2 separate regions of the Homo sapiens genome follow, and region 2 is linked to region 1. The links are chromatin loops, found by intact Hi-C in ENCODE. Cell type or tissue: B cell. All regions are shown on one strand. Links, peaks and the distances in the headings refer to the core of each region. The heading gives the core; the rest is flanking DNA.

The links. A loop is a pair of places that touch in the nucleus more often than their neighbours do. Peaks named below come from ENCODE experiments on the same cell type or tissue, not always from the same donor. Only the 100,000 strongest peaks of a DNase experiment are listed, where the experiment ranks them.
Region 2: a loop joins it to region 1, with 8 times the contacts of the local background. A loop is called at or near these places in 2 of 110 quality-filtered maps.

What each region holds. Positions count from the first base shown.
Region 1 is chr3:67,109,038-67,119,333 of GRCh38, forward strand. No RefSeq gene overlaps it. Among named protein-coding and RNA genes, the nearest start is that of MIR4272, 110 kb to the right of the region's middle. RefSeq lists a silencer at 5,025-5,074. In B cell, for the core only: CTCF peaks have their summits at 4,957 (motif pointing right) and 5,156; a DNase peak (open chromatin) is centred at 4,974.
Region 2 is chr3:67,042,411-67,052,706 of GRCh38, forward strand. No RefSeq gene overlaps it. Among named protein-coding and RNA genes, the nearest start is that of KBTBD8, 49 kb to the left of the region's middle. RefSeq lists a silencer at 5,691-5,750. In B cell, for the core only: no CTCF peak of the experiment used is centred there; DNase peaks (open chromatin) are centred at 5,821 and 6,181; H3K4me3 peaks cover 2,860 bases; H3K27ac peaks cover 4,219 bases.

The DNA of each region.
Region 1 (10,296 bases), core at 2,128-7,127:
CATAATGCCCAATGACAAACCTCAGCAGTTAAGCCTGACTTGTTGACTAGCCCACTCAAAATTGTAAAGGACAACACATAACCAACCAACTAACCAACCAACAAGAGCAAATGGTGCCCTTGTCTCTGAATGATATACAGATTTTTTTCTACTCCTTCATGGATGAAATCTACATAGATTCTTAGCTTCCAACAAGAGTAAGATAATCAGATACAGTGTGATATTGTGCAAAGACCAAGGTGAGCACTTACAAGTTTAAAGTACACAATTCCAAGGGCTGGGGGTAGGTGCTATTCACAGCAGTCTTTAGAGGCTCTTTAGTCTGATGAACCTGACTATGCAAGTTCTCTACACCTGTGTTTCTGCAGAAGCAACAAGGGGCAATCTTCCTCCACCCAGGAAAGCAAGACACTTGCCTAATGCTTCTTTATGTCCTCCAACAGTGTCTTACCTAGAGAAGGGCCTTAATTCAGGTTTGTGGAATGAATGAAACTCAGGCTGGTCCTGTTCCTTATTAACATGGTTATAGTCAAGGTTGGCTTAAGGAATTTGTAATAAAATTTATTTTCAGCACATTACTTCATGAATGCTATCCTTGTAGATTCATATATATTCAGTGGTTGCTTTTGAGAAATCTAAAAATACCGTCACTTGGCATTTGCCCTAGAACAGTGTGCTGCCTTGATGCAGCCATAACAGTCATACCATATGGGAGGAAACCTGGGTACTTTCAAACAGACTCCTCTTTTAAAATCAAGTCTGCTGCTGTCGCTGGAGCTTGCAGCCTCCTGAACCTCTTTATTTAGATACAGCATTCCAGGGCCATTATTTCATATGTAGAGGGATTTTTTTAAATAGCTTGCAGTTTGGGCTTTTCACCACTAGAGTTCAACCTTGCTCTTATCTAGATGATTTCAAGGAAGAAAACTAACTAAATAAAATAAATCAGCATCTCCTCAAACAAAACACAAAGAAAATTCCCTAAGTACCTTCTCTAATTCCAATCCTGACCTTTGACTACCAAAAGCTGGCTTCGTTCATGTGCCTTTTTTTTTTCTGACATACTTAAGATTTCCTGGTTGGTATTGTCATCAGGGATCAAATTCTTGAATGCCCTTGCTTAGTTACAAGTAATTTATCAATGCTTGATAAATAATTTCTCCTTAGATTCAGTTTGTTTATTTCTAAGTACAATCTTTAGCCGAAACTGCCTGGCTGATTGATGGGAGAGCATGCTTCTGGTCGGTAGATCCTGGGGGCTCACAACAGGGTAGTCAGAGCTACAGTGAAAGCGACTGCTACTCTGGGTCTCATAGTTGATCATTAATTTTTTGAGAAGTTTTTTCTTTAATAAATATAGCTTTCTCCCTGAGGTTTGGTTTTGATTTCCAAATTCAAGACGTACCTCTTTTTTCCCTTTCTTTGTACCCATTGTCTTCAGATATATTTCTGAAGAGACCAAAATCAAGCATACAATGTCACAATTTTGCTAGTGGTCAACCTATCACTCCCAGGACTTCTAAAAACTATGCTGTGTCAAATTAGGCATACATAATAATTAGAAATGCATGATAAAAGCTAACATTGCACATTTATCATACACTTGGCACTTTAGATGCTTTATTTCATGCAATCTTCACAAAAGTCTTATGAATCAGGGATGATCCTCAGTCCCATTTTACAGATAAATAAACAGTAATATATATAAGTCTTTTTTTTTGAGATAAGGTGTTCACTCTGTTGCCCAGGCTGGAGTACAGTGGTGCGATCTCAGCTCACTGCAGTCTCCGCCTCCTGGGTTCAAGTGATTCTCACGCCTCAGCCTCCCGCATAGCTGGGACCATAGGCATGAGCCACCATGCCTGACTAATTTTTTGTATTTTTGGTAGCGACAGGGTTTACGCCATGTTGTCCTGGCTGGTCTTGAACTCCTGAGCTCAAGCATTCCACTCGCCATGGCCTCCCAAAGTACTGCATATAAATAATTTGACTAAGGCCACTCAGCTAGTAAGTGGTGGAGTGAGAAGTCAAACACAGGTCTCTACCTGAACATTGTGCTCAATGAGGGTTCTACATTCATATAGCCTGAACTTTTTGAGGGCACAGATAAAGAGTATAATAATAACCCTGATAAAAGGAGTGGCCATGGCTAGGCAGAAAAGCAAGAAACTTGCAAGGGATACGCAGAAATTAAATGATGAAACAAAATGTGTTAATTGAGATTTTGCAGCAGACACAGACACCCTGTTCAAATGGCTGACGTATATAGGCTTCACCATCTCTAATAACAGAGAACATGCTATCAACATGTAATGTGGTAAGAACTTCTCTCAGTCATACTGGCTAAAATGTTCACCAATTTATTACAAAGGAGAATCTTAAAATTGATCTTCAAAACTCACTATTTAGATTTTCACAGTTGTGACAAATAATAATGCTCAGGTTGGCTGTATGAGGAATTATCTAGGGTTCAAGTAGTCTCATCTAACCTTTTTGTTATCACTTTAACATTCTGGGTTAATGAGTCCTGTGTCCTACCAAATGCTATTACAAGTACTTACCCCTGATAGGCCATTCATTGAACTGTTTACTTATTCATTAAATACTAAGCGTCTACTACATACCATGCACTGTACTAGGTGCTGAGAATATGAAAGAAAACAAAACAAAAAACAAATGAAAATCTCTGTCTACATTTTACATTCTGGTAGGGGAGATAGAAAATGAGCAAACGAATAAGTAAAATGTGTAGTATGTGTGATGGTGATAAATATTACATAGAGAAAAATAAAACTGGGAAGGGAGATAATAAATGCTGTTCGATTTTGTTTGCTTGTCTTGCAACTTGAAACAGGGTGGCCAGAGAAGGATAACAACAGTAATAATAATAACAGTAATAGTAGTTCTTCTTCTTTTTTTTGTGAGACAGGGTTTCAGTCTGTTGCCCAGGCTGGAGTGTAGTGACCCAATCTCTGCTCACTGCAACCTCTGCCTCTCAGGTTCAAGAGATTCTCCCACCTCAGCCTCCTGAGTAGCTGAGACTACAGGTGCACACCATCATGCCTGGATAATTTTTGCATTTTTTGGTAGAGACAGGGTTTCACCATGTTGGTCATGCTGGTCTTGAACTCGTAACCTCAAGTGATCTGCCCACCTCAGCATCCCAAAGTGATGGGATTACAGGCGTGAGCCACTGCACCCAGCCTAATAGTAGCTCTTGTTTTTGGTCATTCTAGGCAAAGTAGCAGCTAACATTAATTGAGTACTTACTATGTAGCAGGCCTCTTTAATTTATATCTCATTTAATTTTCATAACCACTCTGTTTCACAGATAAGGGGAAACAAACACAAAAATCATGTAACTTGTCCAAATCACACAGCTAACAAAAGAAAACTGTGGACATTTTGAGTCAGAGCCCAGGTTCTTAACCCTACCAGCATGCTTTTCTTTTGGTATTTGCTGCTGTATACTTTAATTGCCTATGTAAGAAACAACACCGAGTGAACCATGCTGACCTAATTTTCTAGTTCTAGTTTGTTTCATTCATAGTAATATAAAAATTAGCTGCTTATTTTCCATAATAACTCCTTAAATACACTTGTTATGTGGAATATATTAAGTTAGTTAAGAATATGGTTTATTTATATATCTAGAATATGTACTCCCTTTATATTAAAATATTTATAGCAGCTGACAAAATTTAGTGCAAAATAGACTGATTATCCATAAGAATTATAAATGATAAATAAATGAACCTTGGTAGGTTGTGCATGCAAAGACAAATCAGTTAATGATAAAAACAGAATAAGGATTATCTGCAGGAGCATGGGGTGCAGGTAATATCAGGCATCTGAGATGAACTCACTACTACTATCAGAAACTGAGTTTGGCTATACGTTTCCTAGCTGCTAAGACAGAGCAACATCCACACTAGGTTACATAATATTCATTTTTTTGAACAAAAGAAGATAGAAAATTGTCCTTGAGAAAAACTTTCTTACAACTGATCCTTGTAAAAGGTTCATGGGCTAACAGTGAAGAATATTTTCAACTTTGCAGGAAGCAAGGACTCCTGAAAGAATTTTTTTTTACAATCTTCTATAATAAATGGGAGTGAAAATGAAATTGGCATTTTTGGAAGGGGGGGGGAGAAACAGTTGAGATAATATGACCTAGGTATTCTCTGTTCTGCATACCTTATTTAACAGTGGGTTACAGAATGGGGAAATGGATAGTTAACAATTTCCACGGATTCTTCCTCAAAATATTAATTACAGTAAGCAGACCTTTGACAGGTGTCATATCACAATTAATTTCATGACTAGTAAAAATATAATTAGACTAGTAAAAACAACAACTGCTACAAAATAACAGTGGCAGCTAATAACTACTGCATACTTATCAGGAGGCAAGATCTGGGTCGAACATTTTACAAACATTATTTCATTTAAGGTTTCCCATAAGTTTCTGAGTTAGGCACAGTCATGTTCCCATTTTAAAGATGAGAAAGCTGAGACTTAGAGAAGTTAGGAAAGTTTCCCAAAGTTGCCCAGCTAGTAAGGATCCGAGAGCTCAGATTCAACTATGGTCGGACTGGTTCCAAAGCTTGTGTTTTTATCTACTACTTTGTGGTTACTCTACCACCTTTATTATATCTATTCCATGTTTTTACTGAGACAATTGCACAAGACCTGAGGAGACATAAACATTTAAGATGAGAATACACAGAGGAAAAAAAGAAGTGTTCTCCACTTCCTAGACAAAATTAGTAAGTTTAAGAAGACACAGAACCATACAGCTTACATGAAATCAGTTCTACTATTTATCACGATGGACAAAAGAAATGATGAGCCACTCTGCGCACTGTCATAGGTCAGACTAGGATCTCGCCTGGAACCCGAGGATGTGAGAAACCGCTGTGACTCATGGCTAACTGCTGTTTCAGAACCTAGGACAGCGGCACACATCCCTTCCACTAGGGGGCAGGGTGGTCATTACATTGTGATTGTTTATAAGCTGAGCCTGATTCTGACAGGCAGAAAGCCAGCTCAACTTCTGTAGCTTCAGAATAGGCAGCCAGTGGGGCCAAGTGTCCATGTTTGCCCCAGATAAGAATCTTGGACCTTTTCAAGTATTTGTAAAAGCATCCAGTGGACACCTTAGCTTTTTGCATTTGGTAACCACAGTGTCAAGAGCTAGAAAAAGTGTAAAATACCAAATATTAGAAGAGCTTTGGACAGTGCCAGCTTGAAAATGCCTCTCTTGGCCACTGTACTTATGTTGATTGATTTCATATTTACCTGTGGACTGACTGCAATAAATGGGCTTGCTAGCACATTTTTGGAACTATCCTTACCTAGGCTATGAAAAGTTCAGAAAGGGAAGTTAAGGGAGAACAGTATAACAGAAGTGGCTAGTAACAGGGGCTTTGGAGCCAGATAGACATGAATTTAGACTTGATTTCACCACTTTTTCACAATAGGACTTTGAGTAAATGATAACCTCTCTTTCTGTACTTCGATTTTCTCAACTATAAAATAGAAATGGTATAACAGATATCTTACAGGATTGTTATGATGACTAAATGAATCTCTAAAGCACTTGGCTGGATGTCTGGCACACAAGGCTCAATGATCACCAGGATGATGATGAATCTGCTATTGAAGGAAAAAAATAATAACCTTAGCATATGTCAATTTACGTTACCCAATATAGTTTATACATCTCAAACAAATATAAGAAATGTATATAAATATTCACTGGTTCATTTACTCATTTATTTATTCATCAAGCATTTATTAAACATCTGTAGTTTGCCAGGTAAGGGGAATACAAAGACAATCATTAAGAAAGCTCACAAATATTCTAGCATATAGTAAGAATTGCTTTACCCAATGAAACAGAGCAATGACATACATTGTTGCCACGTAGGAGGATCAAAAGCCACTCTATACTTTGCCATTTGATATGGTTTGGGTGGGCTGTGTCCCCAAATCTCCTCTCAAACTGTAATCCCCACTTGTTGATGGAGGGACCTGCTGGGAAGTGACTGGACCATGGGAGTGGTTCCCCCATACTGTTCTTGTGATGGTGAGTTATCATGAAATCTGATTGTTTAAAAATGGCACTTTCCCCTTTGTTCTTTCTGACTCCTGCTGCCTTGTGAAGAAGGTACTTGCTTCTCTTTCACCTTCTGCCATAATTATAAGTTTCCTAAGGCCTCCTAAGCCATGTGGAATTGTGAGTCAATTAAACCTCTTCACTTTATAAATTACCCAGTCTCAGGTATTTCTTATAGCAGTGTGAAAATGGGCTAATACACTATACTTTCCTTCTCCCCCCTAAAACAATGCACGATGTTACAGATAGCAACTTCTCGGCCAGTCTGGGTCTCTGAATGAGAATGATGGCAATGTGCAGGAGAGACCCCAGCTGACTTTTGATGGCAATAAAATGTGCACAAGAAATCAACTGTTTATTATAAGTCATTTAGATTTGGGGTCATTTACTACCTCAGCACAACCTGGGATATCCTAAATGATGTTAGGCTGCTGCTCTCAAAACAATCTACAATGGTGGAATCGATGCATGGATGCAAACAGGTAAACAATCATGCAAACTGCAGCATAAATGCTATAAGAGATGTGGGAGTGAAGTGCTTTTTGGCAGGAATCAAAGTAATAAATTTGTGATGAACTTGAAAAGGTCAATATGCACCTATCTGCTAACAAAATATCTGGTGAGGCTACAATGTGGAACTCCATTTCAAGCAGAGGAAGACACCATCTGAGGGAGACACAGCAATGCCACAGAACGTGGAAAATGTAAGACTTGGGGAAGGGGGATGGTTTATAATCCCACTGTAACTTGGAAGGAACATTGAGAAATAGAAAATAGAGTGACATTATATTCTAATGACCCAGTGACAATAACAGTCTTACTAGTGTGCCAGCTCAGGTCATATATTGTGTAATATATGGCTTCATTTCCACTTTTGACCAATAGCTACACACAAGAGGTGGTAAAACCCCGTATAATTTGGTCAAAACAATATTGGGCTGGAAATCAGAACCTCTGGCTGCTAATATGGGGTATATCAATCATGAGAGGAAATCTGAACATATTTTTTTCTCTAGACCTCCATTACCTTATTGATAAAATGAATGGAAAAAACCTAGATTATTTCTGATCCATTCTATCTCTAAGATTGTGTTTCCTACACTTGAAATGTAACATTTGAAATCTTCATTGTTTGCGTGAAAAGATTCCACCTGGGAAATAAAACCAGGCTATTGACTTGTTATAAATGGAGAGCTATTTGATTGCATCATAAACTGTAATAGATCCTGTGGAAGTGGGGAAGCTACTCCTGTCTCCTTGGAATTAGTGCACCCTCAAATTCCAATGGCCTGAGGGCTTTCTCTGGTGGCCAGAGGCTCCTTGGCCCCATTGAATAGGTTGGAAATCCAGAGAATAATTCCTCTTGGAAGCAGCCATGAACAATGACTATTGTAAGTTGGTAGACAAATGTCCAAGTTCTCTACTCTACAGGTAGGATAATTCTGAAGTTGGACATCCTCAGGATTCCCCAGCAGGACTGAGTTTCCATTACTCACATGACAACTGGTTTGACAATGTACATTTTACTGGCTACCTCCCCTTTCCTGTGTCACTACTCATTCATCTACTGGGATTTTCTAGATTCACCTCTGAAATAAAACATCTGCACTCGAATTCTTGTCTCAAGACCTGCTTCTAGAGAACCCTAAGACATATACTAATACACAGGTGAAAATACAACTACACTCCACTGTCAATAATTTTTAGGATTGGTTTAAATGTACTTCCTACACTTGGGTGCAAGTAAAATCACATTTTCAATTAATTAAATCTGGCTTTGGGCTGGGCGCAGTGGCTCATGCCTGTAATCCCAGCACTTTGGGAGGCCAAGGCAGGCAGATCACCTGAGGCCAGGAGATCGAGACCAGCCTGGAAATTATGGGGAAACCCTGTCTCTACTAAAAATACAAAAATTAGCTGGGCATGGTGGCACACAACTGTAATCTCAGCTACTTGGGATGCTGAGGTAGGAGAATTGCTTGAACCCGGGAGGTGGAGGTTGCAGTGAGCCGAGATCATGGCACTACACTGCAGCCTGGGTGACAGAGCAAGACTCCATCTCAAAAAAAAAAAATCTGGCTTTGAACCCTAACCTCAATGCTCATTGTTCAGACTCTCATAATGATTCAAAGGTGAACAACTCTACTCCCTCTATGCCAAACTGGGGCATGGAGATTTTTGCAGTTGTTCACAAATATGTAAAATCTAATGTGCAGTCTCTACCATAGATGTGTTGCCTCACTGTGGCCCTATGACCTCCTTGACATGCTGGAAACCCATTATTTCCTTCTTCTATGGAAAGCCCCATTTTGGTTTAAGGCACTCCACCTTGTCCTCCTCTAACTTCCAGTGCTGGTAGCCATCTTCTCTGACTTTGAAGGTCTGAAACATGAAAACGAAATCTTTCATGTCTGAATGTGTGAGTTTGGGTTGCGTGTGTGTGTGTGTGTGTGTGTGTGTGAGAGAGAGAGAGAGAGAGAGAGAGACAGACAGACAGAGAGAGAGAGAGAGAGAATGTGTCAGAGAAAAACAAAACAGAAAGGATAACTTAATTTTCTCCTGAAAACCCAACAATGTTCTCTCTTTCTGAATAGGGAAAATAAAATGCTTTATTCCCCACTACAATTCCCCAAAAGAAATGAAACTAGTGTTGAGATGTGTGCAGCTGTTATTGCTGTTAAAATAACTCATCCTATATCACCTTGTGAAAGTTTGAACTTCATGTGCCTAGGAACTGGCAGGGATAGATAAAAAGGAAAAGGCAAACAGGCATTTTCTCCTTTTAAGATAGAAGACTTTTAAATATTACTTTTGCATAAGAGGGGCTCAAATCTTCATCTTCAAGATGTGGCACTCCCTTAGGTATTTAAGTTGTGCATAGGTTGTCTATTTCTCTATATACTAGTCTTGGAAGAGATTACCACTTATATAGTGGCAGAGGTAAAATCGGTCAGGTACTTTTAGTGGCCAGACCACTCTCTGAGAATAATTTTCTTAGTAGATGTAACTAGGATTTGAGACTAGCCCTAGTAAATGATATGGCCATTTTAATAAGCAAGCTGGATACCAATTCTCTTCAGATGTATGAAAAGAAACCCTCTTGGGGCAAAAAAAGAGTTCTAATATGGAGAGATTTCATTTTCAATGACGTAACCTCTTTTCTCTTTGCACTGTCATACATAGCTTCCATGTAGAGTCAAAATGTTAAATATTTGAAAAAGGGAGAATTTATATACCTGAACAAGGGTAGTCAGTTCTGTTAATGAGAGCAGGCTGCTAATGATGTCAGAGTCACAACTTTGATCTGTATCTGATTTATTAATTTCCAGTTTATCTATACCTTTATTTTCTCCTATCAACCCCCTGCCGACCATCTGCCTAACGCTTTCAAAGGGGTGACTAGTTATTTGTCTGGCTATCAATCCAAATATCACCACAAAAAAATCAAAACAAAACCCTTAAAACAACCTATTCTGCTAAGGATGGAACAGGAAATAAGTGAGTAGCCACAATATTTTTCATTGGAAAGATGAGGTTATAAGTGATTTGCTTACTGGTAAGGCGAATCATGCAATTCCACTGAGTTACTTATGAACACAATCTGATCCTAGTTGTCATGGCAACATACAAAAAAAAGTGGAAAGAGTTCACGATTACATTTTCTTGAAATGATCCAAAATATTAACTGTAAGTATGTGAATTCTGTAGAAAATGTTATTTAAACTTTTTCTTGGAATCTCGGAGCTGCTGCTGGATTCCAAGAGATGTCTGCCTGCAGCTGTTCAACCATTATAATCCCCCTCTGTGATGAAAGCAGAAAAGCAATGAAGATTTGAAGAAAATAGAAGTCTTGCTTCACCCTCAGGACATCTTTCTCTAACACCCCCCTCCATTAATATACAAGGCGTGAAACATTAAATGTCACATCCATGTCATACTCTAATGCCACTGCACTGTAGAATCAAAGTGTAGAATTCTTTTGCCAATGCGACTTGGGATAAAAAGAAATCCCACTAACCAGAATAAAAGGTCAAAAACATAATTCTTAGTTTTCCTTCACATTTTCTACCAAATGAGGACAAATTGGGGAGAAAAATCCTAGGCTTTTGAGACATCATTTTCTCAGTGTTCTAGTAGAAAACAGTGCCCTGAATAAGAAGGTCACAAAAACCACC
Region 2 (10,296 bases), core at 3,267-8,266, 65 kb before region 1:
CGTATTGAAAATAAAACAGCCTTCTGACCCTTCAGGGTCTAGGGTTGTAAAGCATCTCAGGGTTGCTGCCAAATGAGCCATGAACTGGGCTGGGTTTTTATATTTAATGAAAAAGAGCCTAAACGCTAACTGATTTGGGAGAGGTTGGATAAAGAAAAAGAAGCATTAACCTTGACTATGCCTTTAGCTCCAGCCACCTCTTTAAGAGGAAATTGTTGGGCAGGTTGGGAAGGGCTAGTTGCAGAATGAAACTGTAAGCCAGACCAGGTGTGAGAAGTGGAGGTGATAGAAGGATTATAGGGTGGGGGAGCGGAGGCAGAGGAAGAATTGGAGCCTGATTCAGCCTGGCAGGGAGTCACCTGAGGAGGAGCAGTCTGGGGAGGAGGGGAGAAGTCAGATGGGTCGGTAGAAAAGGAAGATTGAAAAGACTCAGCGATGCTTGGGGTTGGGACTGAGGGGACAGGCGGGAGGGAAAGAAGGAGGTTTTGGGATCATTCGCATTGGGAACAGAGACTAGGGAGGGACTGATGTGTAAAAGAATGCCTGGACGTCAGGCACCTCAGACCATTTGCCCATTTTACGACAAGAATTATCTAGATCTTGTAGGATGGAAAAATCGAAAGTGCCATTTTCTGGCTATTTGGAACCATTGTGGAGTTTGTATTGGGGTTAAGCGGCATTGCAGAAGAAAATAAGTCATTTAGGTTTTAGGTCAGATGTGAGTTGAGGAGGTTTTAAGTTCTTGAGAACACAGGCTAAGGGAGAAGAAGGAGGAATGGAGGGTGGAAGGTTGCCTATAGTGAAGGAGGCAAGCCCAGAGAAAAGAGAGGGTAGAGATGTGGAGAGAAGGGGTGGGGGGTTCTTGCCCCCCATGAAAGTGGTGCTTGCCACTAAGGGTGAAGGATCAAGGGAGGTGTCCCCGCGGTGATCAGACACCTCTGAAACGTGGGTGAATAATCAAGCATGCGTCCCCGCAGTGATTAATGACCAAGGGAAGACTGTCTTCCCGAGTCTGTGACCGGTGCCACTTTTGGGTTCACGGATAAAACGCATCTCCTCTGTCTCTACCAGAGAAGGAAAAGAACTGAAATTAAGAGAACGGAGAGATTGAAGGATGGCACCAAGATTGAAAGGAGAAAGAGATTGAGGGATAGTGAGAGAGGTTGGAGAAGAGAGTAAAAAGAGGCTGCTTACCTGATTTAAAATTGGTGAGATGTTACTTGGGCTGGTTGGTCTGAGAACGAGAGATTGTAGGTGGATCTTTCTCATGGAGCAAAGACCAGGAGGACAGGGGATTGATCTCCCAAGGGAGGTCCCCTGATCCGAGTCATAGCACCAAATGTCATGCACGTCCGTGTGAAGAGACTATCAAACAGGCTTTGTGTGAGCAATAAAGCTTTTTAATCACCTGGGTGCAGGCAGGCTGAGTCCGAAAAGAGAGTCAGCAAAGGGAGATAGGGGTGGGGCCATTTTATAGGATTTGGGTCGGTAGTGGAAAATTACAGTCAAAGGGGGTTTTTCTCTTGCAGGCAGGGGCGGGGGTCACAAGGTGCTCAGTGGGGGAGCTTCTGGGCCAGGAGAAGGAATTTCACAAGATTAATCGCTCAGTTAAGGTGGCGCAGAAACAAATCACAATGGTGGAATGTCATCAGTTAAGGCAGGAACCGGCCATTTTCACTTCTTTTGTGATTCTTCACTTGCTTCAGGCCTTCTGGGTATATATGTGCAGGTCACAGGGGATACGATGGCTTAGCTTGGGCTCAGAGGCCTGACAGTATACAGATGCAGAAACTTTGGAAGTGTACATAAGAAACCAGTAATAGTGCTTATTTGTTCAGAGGCTGGGAAAGTGAGTACAGATGGTCACAGGTGAGAATAAGATTTTTCTCTGAATCCCTTTTTATATTATTTTATTTTGTACTACTGATTCAAAAACTTACCCCCAAAATAAGATCTGGCAAATACCTTGCCTTTTCTAGGCAGCTCTAATTCATTCCATCAATTCTTGTTTTATTAAGTCATCATAGGGACTATGTGCCAAGCACAGAATTCTTTTCTGGCATCAGAATTGTACAATATTGACTTAAAAGTAATTGACCTAGAATACAGTACCACATGGTGCCAAAATACAAAAGGGTCTGTGTAATACTCAGTTCGAGAAAGGTAAGGTCCTTTTGGGTTTTGGGCCTCTCTGGCTCTCATAGCCACTTCAGAACAGTGAGTTATAACCTTGTAACTTTCTGAATCCATCTACCAGGCTATAAAACTCCAGGGATCTGGTGAGCCAGGCTACTTGGGGCCAGGAATTGGGCGAGTCAATCCATGACTAGGATACAGAGTTAGCAAATAAGGGATTGGCCAGGATTCCCACTCTGAATTTCTTTCTCTCTTCCCCTGGCCTCAATGATCTACCCTGACCACTTACCTCTATAGACCCCTATGAGTGCTGACATTGTGTAAGGGTCAAAAGAGAGAAATAGGGAGGAAGTCAGACTGAGAGGGAGAAAATTGGCATTTGCAGGTTCTACATACATGAGTGGTATTTTTAATTAATGAGATTTTTGGAGACACTTTCATTAAAACCATTTTTATATTTTTAGGCTTAAATTTTTTGAAAAGTTAAATTCTAGGCAAAGAGGCCCAGATCCTTTCAAATAGGGCAAGTTGTGGCTGAAGACCAATTACCTGCATGCAGAGGGCAGAAGACGGAAGGGAGCAGGCAAGCTTGGAATAAATGAGATTCCATTCCAATTAAATGAGGAGTCTCAGAAGCACCTCCCACAAGCTAGAATTACTGTGATGCCTGTTGATGTTTTAATCTCTTCTTTTCTGTCGGGTGAGAGGCATATAAAGAATCAGAGAAATAAGGAAGGCCAGTCACTTGAGAAACCACATAAGCTTTTTTTTTTTCTTTATAATTTTTAAGCATAAAGAGGCTGACTGAAATTGAGATGCGATTACTATACAAATGGCCTGAGAAGAACAAAGGCAACGGTGGTTTTGACAACTGACCATGGTGGATAAGATTTTAATTATTTAAAGAAATCCTAGAAAATCTTAAAAAAGAATCAGATGGAAAGAGAATCACTCAAGCTTTGAAAGGAAACCTAAGGTTAAAATTAACAAGGCACATTAAGAGCTGAAGATGAGTTAGAATAATACCCGATTTTACCTGGTATTTACCCTAGGTTTTCCTCTAAAATTGAGCATCTTGTTTAAAGAGAGTATTTCTTCATATTTCTAGATTTTTTTGTTTAATAGAGAATTCTACCTTGGAGGAAGCCTGAGTAGAAAATTTTGTTAAATTTGGTGACTGACTTAATCATGCCTTTGGGAAGACTAGCTATTCAGACCTTGCAGCTATAACTTAGACATCCTTCTGAAAAGGATGACAGCATCTGCCCCCAAAATAAAGAATTCAAATAGTGGGCAGAGTATCGGGAGAAACTTAGAGGCCACTGAAGTGTTAGCATAAACATGCAAATCTGCAAAATAACCTTGGTATTTTGCCAAGATTATTTTGCAGATTTGCATGTTTGCAAGCAACAGATATATACCATTTTGTATCTGTTGCTCAGAGGACAGCACTAAAATTGGCTCTTTAGGCAGATGCAGCTTTCAAAACAAGAATTAGATTTTAGGTCTTCAGAGTCTCAAAAACAAGAAAGGCAAACAAAACTTAGAGATGATTGTTGAAATATATTTAATATTTTACTTTTGCAACTTGAAAGCTAGTGACTTTTTTTTTTTTCTTTGAGATGGAGTCTCCCTCTGTCGCCCAGGCTGGGGTGCAGTGGCACAATCTCAGCTCACTGCAACCTCCACCTCCTGGGTTCAGATGATTTTCCTGCCTTAACCTCTTGAGTAGCCGGGGTTACAGGTGTGCACCACCATGCCTGACTAATTCTTGTATTTTTAGTAGAGATGGGGTTATACCATGTGGGCTAGGCTGGTCTCAAACTCCTGACCTCAGGTGATCCACCTGTCTTGGCCTCCCAAAGTGCTGGGATTACATGCGTGAACCACCGTGCTTGGCCAAAAGCTAGTGATTTTTATCTTTGCATTATTTTAATAAAGTAATTTTCAAAAGTTTTAAATGACATTGGAGCTCAGTTTGCAAGTTTATCTTCTATAGAATCTTACATACATAAACCAAAAACTAGAAATTTATTAGTTTTAACCTGTAAATTCACATTTATTACAGTTTTTACTTAAAAATAGACTGTTGACAAGCTGATAATTTGAAAACAGAAGCTGTCATTATAATAGTAGTTATGACAGTTGTAGTCCTTTGTCAGCTTCAAGACTCATCTGATTTTTGTATGTTATTTTGTTTGCACAATAGGGAGAAAAATCTTAATTCACTAAATAGGAGCAAATAGCTTTCTAACACACTCATTTTGCATTCTTTGGGTACTGGATTACTTAACTGATTTTGAAACACCACAAAGAATGGTAGATTGTTTTCCTACATTTATTCATTAATACTTCTAACTACTGTTCACATAATTAAGTGTTCAAATTTCAGAGAAGTTGATAAAAAGATATAATCAATTCTTTTGGTAGAAAATGCTTTTAAACTGTATCTTATAATGTGATGGTAAGTGGTGTTTTAAAAAAATCTTGTATACTTCAATGTTTGTCTATAAAATATAGAGTCACTTAAAATTTCAAGTAGTAAAATGGATTTTGCTTTTCATATTAAGTCCAAAATTTTGTTTCATTACTAAGGATGGTATAACTACAACCTGAACAGCCTTACAAATGTTATTTATGTTGTAAAAATTACTGTCAAGACAAAGAAGCTGATGTAAAATGTATAATCAAATGTGACAGATATCACACTCATGAATAATTAATAAAAAGCCACGTATGAAAAGCTACATGTATTTCAAAAAATTAATATTGCATTTATAAGAAGTTCAATTGTATGGAAAGAGATGTCCAAGCAAATATTATTTTGAAATTTGTGCCTGACAGCGAAAGATCAGGCATTAATGCTCTCCAATGTGTTAACATTTGGTATTTAGCACTTTTGAACAAGTTGGTTTGTGTGTTTGTGTGTTACAGTATAAATCACATCAAAAAAAGTATAAAGTCATGTTTGAATTAAACAACATTGTGTGACTCCTGAAGCACATTTTGAAATAGCTTTTAAGATATCTCAATAGTAGAGTCAGAGTTTTGGGACTTAGGATTGGAAACAATTACTACAAGCCTAAAATCCTGAGCTTTCATGTTGGTGTATAAATCCCATAAATCTCTTAATCACTCCTAGGGCAAGCTTTCATCTAATTTTCCCAAGAGAGAGTTATCAGACAAATTCTTGGAGTTCAATTAGGGCATGTTGGAGCTCTTCAGAGGATAGGTTTCATATAATTCTAATAAATCAATATGAATCCCAAGCTTGTATAATATAATTGTGTTAAATTCACTTCTTCAGAATGCTGTGCTATGACATTATGTCTTTAAATTGTTATCACAAAAGGCTGAATTTCTTTTCTAAAAAAAAGTAAAGTTAAACCTTCTATAAGTAAATAATAGGGCATTTTCTAAAGCTGTCTCACAGTGTATTTTTCTGGTTTGGTCTTTAGTTAATTTTACCACTGGTCTGTATCAACTAAAGGTATTTTATTTAAGATGTCACGAATAGTAATAATTACTGAAAAAGATATAGCACCTTAACTTAGGAGGCTGGTAATCTGTCAGAAGCGTAAAAATCATTAACACATGTATCCTTTACATAACTGAATTCACTTAAAAGGCAAACTACCAGGGTCTATAATTATAGCCTGATTACAACTTTCACTTCCTGTGTCAATTTCATGAAATGAAATCCATTCAGCGCACCAGCATGGCACATGTATACATATGTAACTAACCTGCACAATGTGCACATGTACCCTAAAACTTAAAGTATAATAAAAAAAATAAAAAAATAAAGTCAGCTCATAATAAAAAAAAATTGTCTTCATATCTCAGTTTGTTCTTCTTCCTGTTACTGTACTTTAGAAGAGTAATAAACTCTATTTAGCAACTCCTTTCCAAAAGTAGGCAATGTAAAATAAGTCAGCTTCTTCTAAAGCATTCATGTAAATGATTTTAGCCTTCCTCAGTCTTGACCTTTACTTACATTTCCCTCATTATGATAATTTTTCAAGCAATCTGTGAAAGATAATATCACAACTCTCACTTCCCCTAATTATAGGCTTGTTGTGAGAGCTGTATTTGCACTCTCCCACCTTCTTCCTGTTTTGTCCTTATGTTAATCTGTGAAAGAACTAATGGGCATAAATCCTTTAAAAATTATTTAATTCTGGTAAAAATACTTCACATGAGATCTACCCTCTTAGCAAATATTTAAGTGTACAATTATAGTTGACGATAGGTACGATGTTGTATTTGCATTTTTTTGTCTCTGTATTCTATTGACCAAGCTAGGCTCCTGAAGTGGTGTAGCACTATCTGGCATGGTGGATAGTGACATGAGAAGCCAAAAATGACTTCAGAAAGAGGGTAATTCAGAGGACTCATTAGCTTAGGTGCGAGGGAGACACACTACTGCATTGGAGTTGCATACAACTAAAGGGTTTGCTGGACAGCCAGATTTAGTCAGGCAAGTTCTGCCTTCTTGTTCAGATATGTTTTAGCTGGATAGAAAACACTTAAGAAATATCTATTAAGTAAATCCATTCACATAACCAGATATGGGAAAAAGCTGTGTTAGCATGTTCCTGGTATTGTAGAAACCCCATTTTTCACCAATGTACAAATAGAAGGCTCTGCTAAATAACTAATTATTACTTACTGCTATCCTAATAAAGGATAAGAAGAATGCCCATTTATCCAAGTGGGAAAAATTGAAATAATTATTTATTCTTGTTTTTGGAGTGTACTTATACATATATACTTGAGTGTGACTTTCATTCTGGAAACTCACATTGCTTAAAAAAAATTAAGCCACATTAAACTGAAGTTAAATAGTAGTCAAACTACGATTATCTGACTCAAGTGACAACACATTTATCTTTTTCCCATTCTTTCTTTGCTGATCAGTTCTTCAGTTCCAATATAGCTCCCCGTTGACTGCAGCAAAGCAACAGCCTTGATAGAGTTGATTTTTTTCTTCCATTTACTATTTCCCATCTTACTTATCACATAGGAAAAAAGAAGTGCTTTGCCATATATTGCAACTTCCAGAAAAACAAAATCTTCTTTATTTACATTAGAAAGCCCTGAAATAAGTGGAGCAGGTGAAATTGTCACAAAATTTGAAGGCATGAGTTAGCATGGTTAATCAGACATTCTATTCAAAGGTAAGGCACATAGGCTGTCTCATCTTTGACAGGAAGTATAGAGGACTAATGATTTTATCCATTCTTTCTCCCTCATTTTGCTTCATGCAATATACAAAAAATGATTCAGGTGGGTGAAAGACTTACATGTGAAAAGCAAAGCTTCTACGCAATTTTTTAAAAGGAGTTAGGGGAATATTTTTGTGTCATTTGCTAAGATTTGGTTGTTTGACCCCTCCAAATCTCATATTAAAATGTGATTCCTAATAAGGTGTTTGAGTCATGGGAGTGGATCCCTCATGAATGGCCTGGTGTTATCCTTGAGATAATGTGTGAATTCTTGTTCTATTAGTTCCCATAAGAACAAAAAAGAGCCTGGTGAAAAAATAAAATAAAAATAAAGATAAAAAAGAGCCTGGAACATCCCTGCCACCCCGTTGCTTCCTCTCTTTCCATGTGTCTCTGCACATGCCAACTCCCCTTCACCTTCCATTATGAGCGGAAGCAGCCTGAAGCCCTCACCAGAAGCAGATGCTGATGCCATGCTTCTTGTACAGGCTGTGAAACTGTGAGCGAAATAAGCTCTTTTTCTTAACAACTTACCCAGTTTTAGGTATTCCTTTATAGCAATACAAACATGGATTTAGATAGCACTGGAGCAAAAATGAACAGATCACAAGAGAAATGATTGGTAAATCTGACACATGAAAATTAAAAACTTGTATGTAAAAAAAGACACTGTAAACTAAGTTAAAAAATGACGACAAAAGGGAAAAAGATATTTCAAGACTTATAAGAAAAAGCATTCCTATCTAGAAACTGTAAACTCCTACAAGTCAATAAGAAGACAACGCAATTAAAAAATGGGCAAATAATATGAACAGGTAATTCACAGATGAGAAAACTCAAATAAACATATTAAAAGATGTCCAACCTCACTAGGAATGTGGGGAATTCAAACTAAAACAACAATGACCACATTTTATACTTCAAAATTTACAAGTCTATTAATACCAGGTTTTAGCTTGTAGAGAAAGAGGGAATTTTCATAAACTTCTGGCAGAAGTATAAATTGGTAAAACCACTTGGGAAAGCAATTTGGTAACACTTGGTAAAGAAAATAAACCTATCCACATTCAGGTATATTCCTTGACTTTTGCACATATGCATAAGGAGACATTATAAAGGTATTCATTACAGCAATGGAAACAACTAGATGAATGGCCACATAAATGACAAAATCCTATATGGTATCTAAAATGAATAAATATACCCAATACATATCAAAATATGATGTTCAGTGAAGAGCAAGTTTCACAATGTTTATTATTCAACTTGTATAAAAATATTAAGATATAGTTTATGCAGAAAAATATACAAATATGGACAGGAAAGATATAAGCCATCATCAGAATAGAGGTCATCTTTGGAGAGAGAAACATGGAGGGGATTGGAATAGGGGAAAGAAAAGAGGACATTCACTCTTCTCTGTAATATTTTATTTCATAAAAACAATTGCTGAAGCAAGCATGGCAAAATTAACATCTATCATTTGGAGTAATGAGGACATAAATATATATTATATTATCTTCTGTATTTTTTCTGCTTATTTTAATCATTTCATAACTAAGCAATAAAATAATAGCTGTACACTTTAAAGATAAATTAACGATAGATGCTCAAAACTAAAAATTTGAACTACTTAAAATATTTTATTTTCCAAAATAACAATTGATAAAAATTTTTTTAAAATTAAAAAACTGATTTAAAAAATAAAAAAGCTAAACATTACATAGCAGGACTTATAGAATATGGCCAATATGTTCTTTAGACAAAAATTGATTGTCTTTAATGCACTTACTTCAAGAGTTAATTCAGAATAATTCCTATAAAACCTGAGGCAAGTAGCTGAAGGAAATAACAAAGATGATTGTAGAAATCAATACTTTCAAAACTGGGTCTTTAGAAAAACAAAGAAAATAGAAAAATTTCTAGAACATTAAAGAGAACAAACAATAAAACCTAATAAGTGATATTAGAAATAAAAAAGGCATACCTACAGAAAGAAATAGAGAAGTAAAAATGAAAAGAGACTAATACACACACTGGTATGTGAACACATTTGAAAACAAAAAAAGAAATAAATCTTCTTAAAAATATACATATAAAACTTAAGAAGAAATAGGAAACCCAAATAAAAGGCAAACAAGGGAAAAATTAAGGATGGTATCAAAGGCTCTTGCATCGAATAGTATTATGAGTGAATTATTTAAGACGAAATACATATATATACCCACACATATATATATACACATATATACACACACACATATATATATACACACATATATATATATACATATATATATATGATTCCCCACCACAGAAAAATATGGAAAGCTACCCAGGTCATTTTCCAAAGCTAGCAAACCTTGAAATCTACATGTGTCAAAGATGGCATTAAAATGTTTCTATAGCTTTTTCTCACTTATAGGTATAGGGTGCACTAAAAAAGAATAATTAGCAATAGAATTAGCCAATATATTAAAATAATTCATCCTATGATAACAGTATGTTAACTTATCAGTAGAGCCAATAAGAAAAACACAGATGCAGCCTTAACAGGTCCTTAATCAGAGTTGGGATAAATTTTTTTTAATTATTATTTTTTTAACCTTATTTTTTTTAAATTTTACTTTGAGTTCTAGGATACATGTGCAGAACATGCAGGTTTGTTACATAGGTATACATGTGCCATGGTGGTTTCCTGTAGCCATCAACCCATCATCTAGGTTTTAAGCTCCACATGTATTAGGTATTTCTCCCACTGCTCTCCCTCCCCTTGCCCTCCACTCCCCAACAGGCCCCAGGGTGTGATGGTCCCCCACCGTGTCCATGTGTTCTCATTGCCCAACTCCCGCTTATGAGTGAGGACATGAGGTGTTTGGTCTTCTGTTCCTGTGTTAGTTTGCTGAGGATGATGGTTTCCAGCTTCATCCAT